2 separate regions of the Homo sapiens genome follow, and region 2 is linked to region 1. A link is a loop called in an ENCODE intact Hi-C map of the cell type or tissue named here. Cell type or tissue: PC-9. All regions are shown on one strand. Links, peaks and the distances in the headings refer to the core of each region. The heading gives the core; the rest is flanking DNA.

Region 1 (5,368 bases), core at 119-5,118:
GAGTTTCACTTTTGTTCTCTCTTTTCTGTGTGCTTCCTTATGTTTTAAATAACATTTATGCGTCATTTACCAGGCGGCGTGTGCATTATAATTCCCTCAATTTTACTGATGAGGAAATCGAGGCAGGAGGAAGTTGAGTACTACAGAGCTGTCCTGTGGAGCCGGGCCGTCTGGCACTGGAGACAGGCTTCTATCCACTCTGCCTGCGGTTCGCAAAGTGGGGTCCCCAGCCAGCGGCACCAGCATCACCTGGAACTTGTGACAAATGCACATTCCAGGGCCCTTCTCCAGACCCACGGAATCTAGGGCAAGGCTCAGCCATCTGTGCCTTAGGGAGCTCTCCTGGAGATTCTCACACTGGTCCAGGGGGTTCTTCAGTTAACTGACACCTTTGTTGAGCACCTACTTACCACATAAGCCATTGACGAGATTGTGCTGGAAACATGCAACTATGCTAAAAACAAAGACTGTCACCTGCCCTTTCAGAGCTACGCAGAGCAGCCTGAGACTCACAGCGAAACAGCTTTTGTCTCTGGGCAGTTGCAGAGCAGGTTTGTTTGTTTGTTTGTTTTGTTTTAGGCTTTTTGCCAAATACCAGAGGCCAGAACTATGGAGAGGCTGCTGAATCCAGGGCCAGGAGGGCTCCAAGGAGTTTGCAAACCTAGATCTCCGGGAGGCCCTGGTTAAAGGAGGCTAAATCCGTTGGGACAGACATGGGTGTTTCAGGTTGGGATCTCATGGCTGAGTGTGCAAGCTGCCAACACTTCCGTGTATGCTTTATTCCCGTGGTTTTTGTTTGTTTTGTTTTTTTTTTTCCAGATTTAAAGACTAATAGGAGATGAGCAATGGCAGCTTTGGGGACCTTTTGTCTTTGCTTTGGCATTTTGGCCATTGGCTGATTTTAAAAACAAAATAGAACTATCTGGTGGCCCCAAGCCCCAATGCATAAGCTCAAGGTGGAGTCCCCAGGGCTGTTTTTCCCGATGGAGAGTTTGGTGCCCATTCTGTGATCACAGGGGAAGCTGCTGGGCCGTTTTCACCTCCTCCTCCCACATACACAGGCATGCTTGCGGTAGACTCACAAGAAGTTACAGAACATCAGCTGCCCGCAAAAAGCATCTTTTGTGAAAGACAGGGAGCAAGGATATATTAAAAACAAGCAAGCAGCTGAGGTGGGTGGATCATGAGGTCAGGAGATCGAGACCATCCTGGCTAACACAGTGAAACCCCATCTCTACTAAAAATACAAAAAATTAGCTGGGCATAGTTGCACGTACCTGTAGTCCCAGCTACTTGGGAGGCTGAGGCAGGAGAATCGCTTGAACCCAGGAGGCAGAGGTTGCAGTAAGCCAAGATCACACCACTGCACTCCAGCCTGGGTGACAGAGTGAGACTCCATCTCAAAAAAACAAAAAAACAAGCAGGTGCAGGTGCTCATGCCTGTAGTCCCAGCTACTTGGGAGGCTGAGGTGGAGGGATCGCTTGAATCCAGGAGTTAGACCAGCCTGGGCAACATAGCAAGACCCTGTCTTAAAAAAAAAAAAAACCCGAAATTGAAAAACACAAAACAAGCAAATAGACCTGAAACACTCCAGCTACCCCTTCTGTAAGGAAAGCCAACAAGAGTTAGTCCCAACCTCATCCCACTCCCCAGACCCCTTCCCAAACCCCTTCCCAGACCCCACTGCCCACTTTCCGTGGGGGGGAAAGGGGAATCATTAGGGCATTCCTTACATCCCGGCTGTCTGGCAAACTTAAATGGGTTACACCTGGAGCCACTGGCCCCACTTAGTAACCCGAGGATACTCGTGGATGCAGGCTGCTTTCCTGACCCCGAATTCGGTGCCCACGAAACAGCCTCTCAATCTGAGGACAGGATTTTCACATTGTCCCTGTGCATCTGAGAAGAGCCCGCTTCCCCTTCAGGAGACGGAGTGTATGGACGGCCTCTGGCCTTAGACAGTTCTGCAGGCCAAGCCCTCTGGCCTCTGCCACTCATTAGCTGGGCCCGTTACATAACTTCCCTGGGCTCTGCCATCGGCCTTCCCACCAGCAGAAGCTGCAAGGCTCGGAAGGGCATGACGTCACTTGCAGGGCATTCTATTGGCCATCGTGAGTCACAGGCCCGCCCAGATTCCAGGGTGTGGAAGAGACTCCGCCTCTCCGTGAGAGTTGCTGTTAAGTCACATTGCAAGGGGGTGTGAACTCAGGGAGTGGAACAATTGTGGCCATTTTTTTGTTGTTGTTGCAAACAATCTACCACACAGGGACGGCTGCATTTAATCCTCACAGCAACCCCACTGGCCAGATAGAGAAACTGAAGCACAAAGAGGTGAAGATCCTCGGCCCCATCAGGAATTGCCAGGGCATAAACCCTGGTCTGCCTGCCTCCAGAGTCTGGGCTCTCGTTCCTACCCTCAGGGGCTGGCCTGTGTGCTGGGACCCCGAGGCACATGGCCCAGTTCTTGCCCCATTGCCCATCAGTGCTCAGCTCCCAGTTACCGCAGTCACCCTAAGGCACCTGGAAAACGGAGGGAAGCAGGAACAGGTTTGCTTCTGGTGCCTCCGCCTGCCCTGGAGAAGTCCAGTCCTTCCTCTTCCCTGCAGAGGAAGCTTACAGTTTTATCTGAGTCCTTTTCGCTGTGTGCTAAGCTTCAGGGTTACAGACAGGCTGCTCCCTTTGGTGGCCTTTGTTGGAATGCCATCAGTGTGTACCTTAGGTTCATAAATAATTCAGACTGGCAGCTACCCAGGAAGGAAGCAAACGCCCAGAGCTCACAGCCGAGACAGGTTACAACAAGAATGCGGTGAGCAATGCTGCCGATGGAGAAGCAGGGAGGCAGGAATTCAGGGAACACTTGCCAGCTCCCAGATTTCCAGGTGGGCTCGGGACCACGCTTGTCTTGCAGAAGCTGCGTGCCTGGCCCCCAGCATGCTCAGGGTGGACATGGGTGGCTAACCCAGCACCCTCCCCAACCTTCTTCTCCCCTGCCTGCTTCCATCCAGAGGATGGAGAGCTAAACACTCACCATCCCACAGTCCCCTGCAGACAGAGGTGACTCAGAGATGGCCTTGACAAAAGATCCAAGAACTGCTGACATCCTGGCTCTGACAACGTGAACCTCAGAAGCCCCCAGCAGAGACATGGCTCTAGTCTTCTTGTGATGGGAGAAGGACAGTCCCTACGTGTTTAAGTCACGGTGGATGAGTTTATTCTGTGACTTGCAGTCCAGTGCCTCCTGATAGTGACAGAAATCGCCAAAGTTCTGACTTGCTTTTTCCGGCCTGCTTTTATTCTGCTCACTCTAACAGAGCCAAGCATTTGGCCAGTGTTCCAGTCTCTCCTGTGGCCCTGAACACCACCTCAACGGTTTCCTGTTTACTTTACCTCTTAGGCTGCTAGAATTAACCACTTGCCATTATGCCCCTGCGTCTCCCTACGGCCCCTCCCTCATGGTCTTGCCACCACACCGAGCTAATTTCTTTTGTATTTTTTGTAGAGATGGGGTTTCGCCCTTTTGCCCAGGCTGGTATTCTTGGGCTCAAGCCATCCTCCTGCCTCGGCCTCCCAAAGTGTTGGGATTCTAGACGTGAGCCATGGTACCCGGCCAGCAAAGATTTCTTAGAGACAACATCAAAAGTATTCGATGTTTAAAAACAAAAACTAAAACCATAAATTGGACTTTGTCAAAGTGAAGAGGTTCTTCTGCTTTTGAAAGACATTGATAAATGAATGAAAAGACAAACCACAGGAGAAAATACTTGCAAATCACCCATCTGATAAATGACTTGTAGCCATATAGATAAAGATTGCTTGAAACTCAACAGTAAGAAAACAAAGAACCTAATTTTTTAAAAAAAGAAGAGAATAGGCCAGGCACAGTGGCTCACACCTGTAATCCCAGCACTTTGAGGGGCTGAGGTGGGTGGATCACCTGAGGTCAGGAGTTTGAGACCAGCATGACTAACATGATGAACCCCTATCTCTACTAAAAATACAAAAATTAGCCGGGCATGGTGGCAGGTGCCTGTAATCCCAGCTACTCAGGAGACTGAGGCAGGAGAATCACTTGAACCCAGGAGGCAGAGGTTGCAGTGAGACAAGATCGCGCCATTGCACTCCAGCCTGGGTGACAGAGTGAGACTCCGTCTCAAAAAATAAAAATAAAAAAAAGAGAAAAGAATAGATACTTCACCCACCATATAGAAATGGTAAATAGCACATGAAAAGAGATTCAGCAGCATCAGTCATTAAGGAAACACAAATTAAGACTACAGTGGCTATTACTACAAGCAGCTTAGAATAACTGCAAGAAGAGCTCCCACACCAAGTGTTGGCGAGGATGTGTAGAGACCAGAACTCTCACACCCTGTGGTTAGGAATGTAAAATGGTACAACCGCTTTAGAAAACAGTCCCAGCTACTCGGGAGGCTGAGGCAGGAGAATGGCGTGAACCCGGGAGGCGGAGCCTGCAGTGAGCCGAGATGGCGCCACTGCACTCCAGCCCAGGCGAGAGTGCCAGACTCTGTCTCAAAAAAAAAAGAAAAAAAAGAAAGAAAAAAGAAAACTGACGGTTTCTTGACAATTAAACACACAGCTACCACATGACCCCATTGTTCTGCTCCGAGGTATTTATCCAAGAGAAAAGTCTGTGCCCAAGTGAAGACTTTTGCATAAATAAGCAAAAGTCATAGCAGCTTTATTTGTAATAGCTACAAATAGAAAAAACCCAAATGTCCATCAATGGGTGAGATGGATAAAGGAACTGCAGTATAACCACACAATGGAAGGAGGCATATGCTGACTATCTTGTTGTTGATGCTGAACATCTTGAGCACATGTTCAAGACTTGCACATGTGTCAACACATGTGAGTTGCACACTTTAAACATGTATAGTTTATTATATGGCAATTATACCTCAATTACGTTGTTTAAAAGATGCTTTCGATGCTTTCGAGATTATTAGTAATTGGGGTCAGGGCTCAGGGGAGGGTCAAAAGAAAACTTTTTAGAGTGATGAAAATGTTCTATTTCTTGATTGTGGTGATGGTTACACTACAGCTACCAATTGCTAAATTAAAATAGGTGGATTTTGTTGGATATAAATTATAACTCAATGAAGCTGAAGAAAAATAAATTTCCACTGAAATATCTTGGTATATAAGGACAAGGGGAAAATACTCTAGGGGTGTGTAATTTTTGTTTCTAGTAAAGTGAAAATTGTAATTGGAGAGAAAAAATTAAATGCTCTTTCAAAAAGTAAAAAATAACATATGTTTACATTAAAGCAAAAAACAAATGCCTTCTTTGTTGTATTGATTATCTGGATATTAAAAAGCAATTACAAGCATAATTATTATTATTTT
Region 2 (5,368 bases), core at 88-5,087, 140 kb before region 1:
CCTCTGACACTTCTCTCCTTGGCCCTTAAATGCCGTCTTCTCCCTGTGTCCTCATAGGGCCGTTCCACTGTGCGTGTCTGTGCCCAATCTCATCTTCTTATAAGGACACTGGTCAGATTGGTCAGGGACCACCCTGATGGCCTCTTTTCCATGTAATCACCTCTGCAAAGACCCCATCTCCAAACATAGTCACATTGTGAAGTGCCGGGGTTAAGACTTCGATGTAGGAATTCGGGGGGTTACGATTGAGCCCGTGGCAGAGGCTCAAATATCTGCTTCTTTTATCATCCCCGTGGCACCTTGTTGCCTCACCTTTGCAGATGAAGGTGCTGGGGAAAGTGCCCTCGCTGCCGTGGAGCCCCGAGGCTGTGCGGCCATCCTGAGCTTGTCTCTGGTTTCAGGTACATCCACCCCTGCGAGATCTGCGGGCGGATCTTCAACAGCATCGGGAACCTGGAGCGCCACAAGCTCATCCACACAGGTGCGTGTCTGTCAGCATTTGGGGTCCCGGCCCTCGCTGGAGGGGGCTGGCAGGGAGGGATGCTGGGGGTCTCCGCGTATTCTACACACAGAGCCGTCGCACCTTGCCTCCCCCATGCCTTCCTCTGTTTCTCCAGCTTTTCCCGTCCTTATCAGCCCTGCCACTCACAGCCCAGCGCCCCCAGCCCCCTCACCCCTCCAGGTCCTCAGGGATCTACTGGAGTCACAGGATCCCCGGGAGGGCTCTGTGGAGGCCGCTGAAGAGGCGACCCCACCCCTGTTACTGCGCTTCTAGCTGCTGGGGAGGCTGGGCCCCTCTCCTTGGTGCATCCTCTTTGCAGCCACTGCAGGTCGGAGCTGCTCGGCTCTGAGTGGCAGATGCCTGTGTTCTCAGGTGTGAAGAGCCACGCCTGCGAGCAGTGTGGGAAGTCCTTTGCCAGGAAGGACATGCTGAAGGAGCACATGCGTGTGCACGACAATGTCCGCGAGTACCTGTGTGCCGAGTGTGGGAAAGGTGGGTACGGGTGCTGGGGACATGGGCCAGGCTCAGCCAGGCCACCCTGCTGCAGGGTGCTGGAAGGGGACATGAGCGAGAACTGGGAGTGTGGGGAAGGTGGGTGTGGCGGGGGCGGGGGCCGGGGCCACGGGCCGAGTGTGGGAAAGGTGGGTACAGGCGCCAGGGCCACGGGCCAGGCTCAGCCAGGCCGCTCAGCTGCTGCAGGGCGCTGGGAGGGGATGTGAGCGAGAACTGGGAGTGTGGGAAAGGTGGGTGTGGGTGCTGGGGGCCACGGGCCAGGCTCAGCCAGGCCGCCCAGCTGCAGGGCTCTGGAAGGGGATGTGACCAAGGTATCTACCATAGTGCGAGAGGCATTGCCAGAGTGTGGCCCTGGAAGCCCATAGGCTTCAGTCGCTTACTTAAGGAAAGAAGGACTCGAGGCAGCATTTAAATCAGGAATCTGCAAGAAAAATCAAGTAGTCCAGAAAGCAGAAAGATGTGATAAATTTAAAGGCACAAACAAATCGTTTTAAAAGTAGGAAAATAATGCAGGATCTAATTGTTTAAAGTATAGAATGATTCCCAAAGCCACCACGGGGTCTGACAGTAGATGCAAAACCCTCAGCGTATTCACTACGCAGACTAGAATCGGCTGCGTGGTGAGAGAGAAACTCACCACGGCCGAGGAATCTTCATTGTAACGACAGAACATTCATTAATAACAAACCTAGTAATAAGATGTCTCAACTTAGTAAGCAAAATACAAAGATAATTCCAGTACACATCATAATTTTAACCCATTCCTGTTTTTATTTTTTTTTTAAAACAACTTCCTAAAAGTTTTGGAGCAGCAGGTTTGTCTTGGGCTGTTTCAAGCGACCCTGCTCATGCTGTCCCGGTGACAGTGTGTTGGAAACACAGGAGCTGCATGAACTGCACTCGCCGGGTGACCCCTATGAGCACCCGTAGAATAACGCTGCGTGTCAAAGCCTAAAAGAACTGCCTGCAGAAAAGGCCAGAAAGGGGGTCTTTCCTTTCCCCACTTCCTGGCCCTCTGTTCCTCACCTCAGAGGCCAGCACAGGCTCTTGCCCCTCCTCCAGGGTAACTTTGCGCAAGGACGGCACATGGGTGGTTATTAAAAAAGCAGCGCATGCACCTCGCCAAGACATATTTTTTAAACAATACAAACAGGTCTGGAAGGTGGCATAGTTACTCTCCCCTCAAACCCCAGCCGGTCCTCGCAGAGCCACTGCGGTGGTTTCTCTGAACGGAATGTCAGTAGCAATGTCTGCCTGCCTTAGCGGGACAGGTGGTTTCTCTGAACAGAATGTCGGTAGCAGTGTCTGCCTGCCTTAGCGGGACAGGCTGGCTTGCTCTTTATCCGCGTCTGCCTTAAGCTCCCAGCCCCTTTCACCACCTGCTCCTCCCCTTTCCTCCCCAATGCCCCCAAGAAGTAAAATGTTTAAGACAGTGTGGTGAGCCTGGCTGGAGGGGTCCTGAGTAGCGCGTAGAGACAGGAGGGGCAGGGGTGGGGGCTTATTCAGGGCCGGGCCTCTTAGGCAGGCAGAGAGGAGCCACACCTGGGTCCCCTGCAGGTCCCCAAATGCCACCAGATGCCCTGGGAGGCAAGGGGTGTGGGGTAAAGCCACATTTTATAATGTTGTAGACATTTTAGTGTTTGAAATGTATTAATTATTTAGTTGCATCGTTTTTTAAAATGAATTCTGAATAGCTGAAATAAAATGCTGGCATTAATACATCAGTTGCCAGATTTATTTTACAGAATACCAAATTCCAGTATTGTCATCGTGCTATCACGCAACAGTTGCTAGTACATACCAGCGCATGCTTGTGCTCATTTGTTTTTTTGATACTTTGCTATTTTTTTTTTACTTGAAAATACGTCTTGGAGATCTTTTTATATCGGAACATGTAAATATTGCCTGGTTTTATCTTTCAAGCCCTTCGTACGATTCATATAACCAGACCCTTTATTTTATAAAGTTTCTGGTTGTTTTGTTATAGTCATTTATTATTACAGTGTTGCAAGAAACACTGTTGCATATTATTACTTTACATTTTTTTCCAGAAATTCTAGCCCTGACCAGGGAATTAGTCAGTGTCAGGGACCAAGTGGGAGGCTGTTAGTAGTCGTGAGAGCCTGTCACCAGCAGGTGGAGGCAGGGGCCCAGCCAGTAGGTTTTCTGTGTGTGTGGAGGAAAACGTCTTGTTCAGAATCACATCATGGGCCTTGAACTACTCAGGAATGATCTACAAGAACTTACTGTGGCCAGTAAGAATATGACACCAGGTATTGAAAGCTATAAAAAAGGCATCCCCTGTTCGGGATTAGAAATTATAAGTATTTAAAAAACATCAGTTTTCCCCACGGTAATTTGTAAATGGATTGACTCACAATCCCAGTAGAGCAAGCTTTAAAATTTCCTCTGTCTGGCAGTTGTGTTTATTTTGAAACTGTTGGCAGATTTTCTTTGTTAAATGGAAGAAAAAACATTACTGTCACCAATGCTGGCTGTGGTGGGGAGGTCAGAATGTGGAGATGCCATCTCTTCTGTATTTTCTGGGTTTTCTGTGACTGTGTATTAGTTTTGAAATTTGGAATATGTTCATTTTAGAAGCAGGAAGAGGGAAGTGCTGGGGTCTGGGCGTGTCAGCAGTGACCGGCACTCTTTTTTTTTTTTTTAATCAAAAGGATTGACAGTAACTTTTTCAGGTGGAATCACTCTTCGGTCATTGGTAATAGGCCTGCAGGTGCCGTCCCCACCCGAGGCCAGGAGTTGTGCAGCTGTGTGTGCAGGCAGCGGGCTTCATCGTGGGGCCTTTGCTCCCCCTGCTGGCCCAGCCGCGCAGTTTTCTCGTAGCCAGGGAGGTCTTCTGGCCCGGCCTTTAGAATTCTGGCAGGAGCTGGTGGATGGTCACCCCTGCATCTGGTGAGGGTGGAATCACAGGGGAACCGTTGACCAGCTTACTACAGAGCTGTGTTCAGGCTCAGTAGTTCTTCCCCAAATGTGGAGGGAACACGGTGGCCTGGGAGTGCAGGCTGCCCACCGCCCTGGGCAGGCACAGTGAAGGCGCCTCTTCGGGGCTGGGGAGGCTGCCTTTGGGCTGGGTCGCCCTGTTCCCTGGTGCGTGTCAGCCTCACGGTCAGGTGTACCAAGCCGCACATGCCTGTGCCCCCTGCGGAGGGCCTTGTACAGTGCTGTCCCTGCCAGCGCACCACAACCTCTGACTCAGCCCCTATGCCAGGGCCACCCTCTCTCCACTGGCTGTGTGAGTGAGGCTTTGGAGTATTTCAGCTTCTTAAGATTGGCTTCTTAAATTACAGGTAGATTGAAACCATCTCGCGTCCGAATCCCAATCACCACTCATATTGTCAAGGTTGAAGGGAACCTTTAGTCATGCTTGTATTAATCTATCTCTCACCGAATTCTCCCGCCGGGTTGCCATGGGCACGCAGGGAAGTTTACCCACCGCCCCGGCGTTGCTCGCGTGGTCAGGGCTCGGCCAGGCCCTGGCAGGAGTGAGTGAACCTGATGTTGCAGTCAGTCCCTCCCGGCCTCTGGGCACAGTCACTTCCCAGGTCTCACCGCTGGTGGACTGACCGGGATCCTCGGGGGCCGGCCCACACCCTCACCAGTACCGCACGGGCCGCTGCCTGTGCCTGCCCCAGGGTCTCGGGCATGGGCCCCCAGGTGGGCTGCGTGGGGGTGTGGCCGCCTCTGACTCGCTGTGTCCTTGAAGGCATGAAGACCAAGCACGCGCTGCGCCACCACATGAAGCTGCACAAGGGCATCAAGGAGTACGAGTGCAAGGAGTGCCACCGCAGGTTCGCGCAGAAGGTCAACATGCTCAAGCACTGCAAGCGGCACACGGGTGAGTCCGAGGCCCGGGCCGCGCCAGCCACGGCGCTCACTGTGTAGGGAAGCCAGGTGGGCCGTGGGAGAAGAGAGAGCCGCCTTGAGACGATTCCTCTTTGTGATTCCCACTGAGTGCCGGGTTCCCCAAGAGAGCTTCCTGGGGCCGGGGTGAGCAGCTGCATATCTCAAAAGGTCCCCCTCCCACAGGGGCCTCGTCACCGGAGAGCATGCTGCACAGCTCACTTCCGGCATTGGGAGACTGGTCAGTCTTTAAATGTTCCTCCCGTTCAGCTGTTTCCCCCTCAGGAATGTGCACAAGAAATAGCGACCAGACAAGGGCCAGGGATGTGCATGCAAGGTTGCTTGTCATCTTTTGAGTTAGGGAAGGCGCTGGAAGGTCAGACGTGGCCTCGGTAGGGCACTGGCTAAGCCATGGTGAATCCAGAAAAGAGCAAGGTGTCCGCTCGGGTGATGTGTGTACTACGCTGATGTGCATAGAAAGGAGTCGGTGAC

The links. Hi-C counts contacts between places; a loop is a spot of excess contacts. Peaks named below come from ENCODE experiments on the same cell type or tissue, not always from the same donor. Only the 100,000 strongest peaks of a DNase experiment are listed, where the experiment ranks them.
Region 2: a loop joins it to region 1, with 12 times the contacts of the local background. A loop is called at or near these places in 2 of 110 quality-filtered maps.

Annotation. Positions count from the first base shown.
Region 1 is chr21:41,675,877-41,681,244 of GRCh38, reverse strand. LINC00111 (long intergenic non-protein coding RNA 111) reads right to left here and starts at 1,943. Exons shown (of 3, transcript NR_024367.1): 1 at 1,735-1,943. RefSeq lists an enhancer at 1,948-2,097. In PC-9, for the core only: CTCF peaks have their summits at 2,413, 2,619 and 3,062; DNase peaks (open chromatin) are centred at 554, 2,094, 2,704, 3,064 and 1 weaker place; H3K4me3 peaks cover 3,618 bases; H3K27ac peaks cover 5,000 bases.
Region 2 is chr21:41,815,208-41,820,575 of GRCh38, reverse strand. It overlaps PRDM15 (PR/SET domain 15), which reads left to right. Exons shown (of 24, transcript NM_001040424.3): 17 at 402-481; 18 at 875-994; 19 at 4,740-4,871. Among named protein-coding and RNA genes, the nearest start is that of RIPK4, 51 kb to the right of the region's middle. RefSeq lists an enhancer at 3,671-3,720. In PC-9, for the core only: CTCF peaks have their summits at 2,954 and 3,155 (motif pointing right); a DNase peak (open chromatin) is centred at 3,185; H3K27ac peaks cover 613 bases.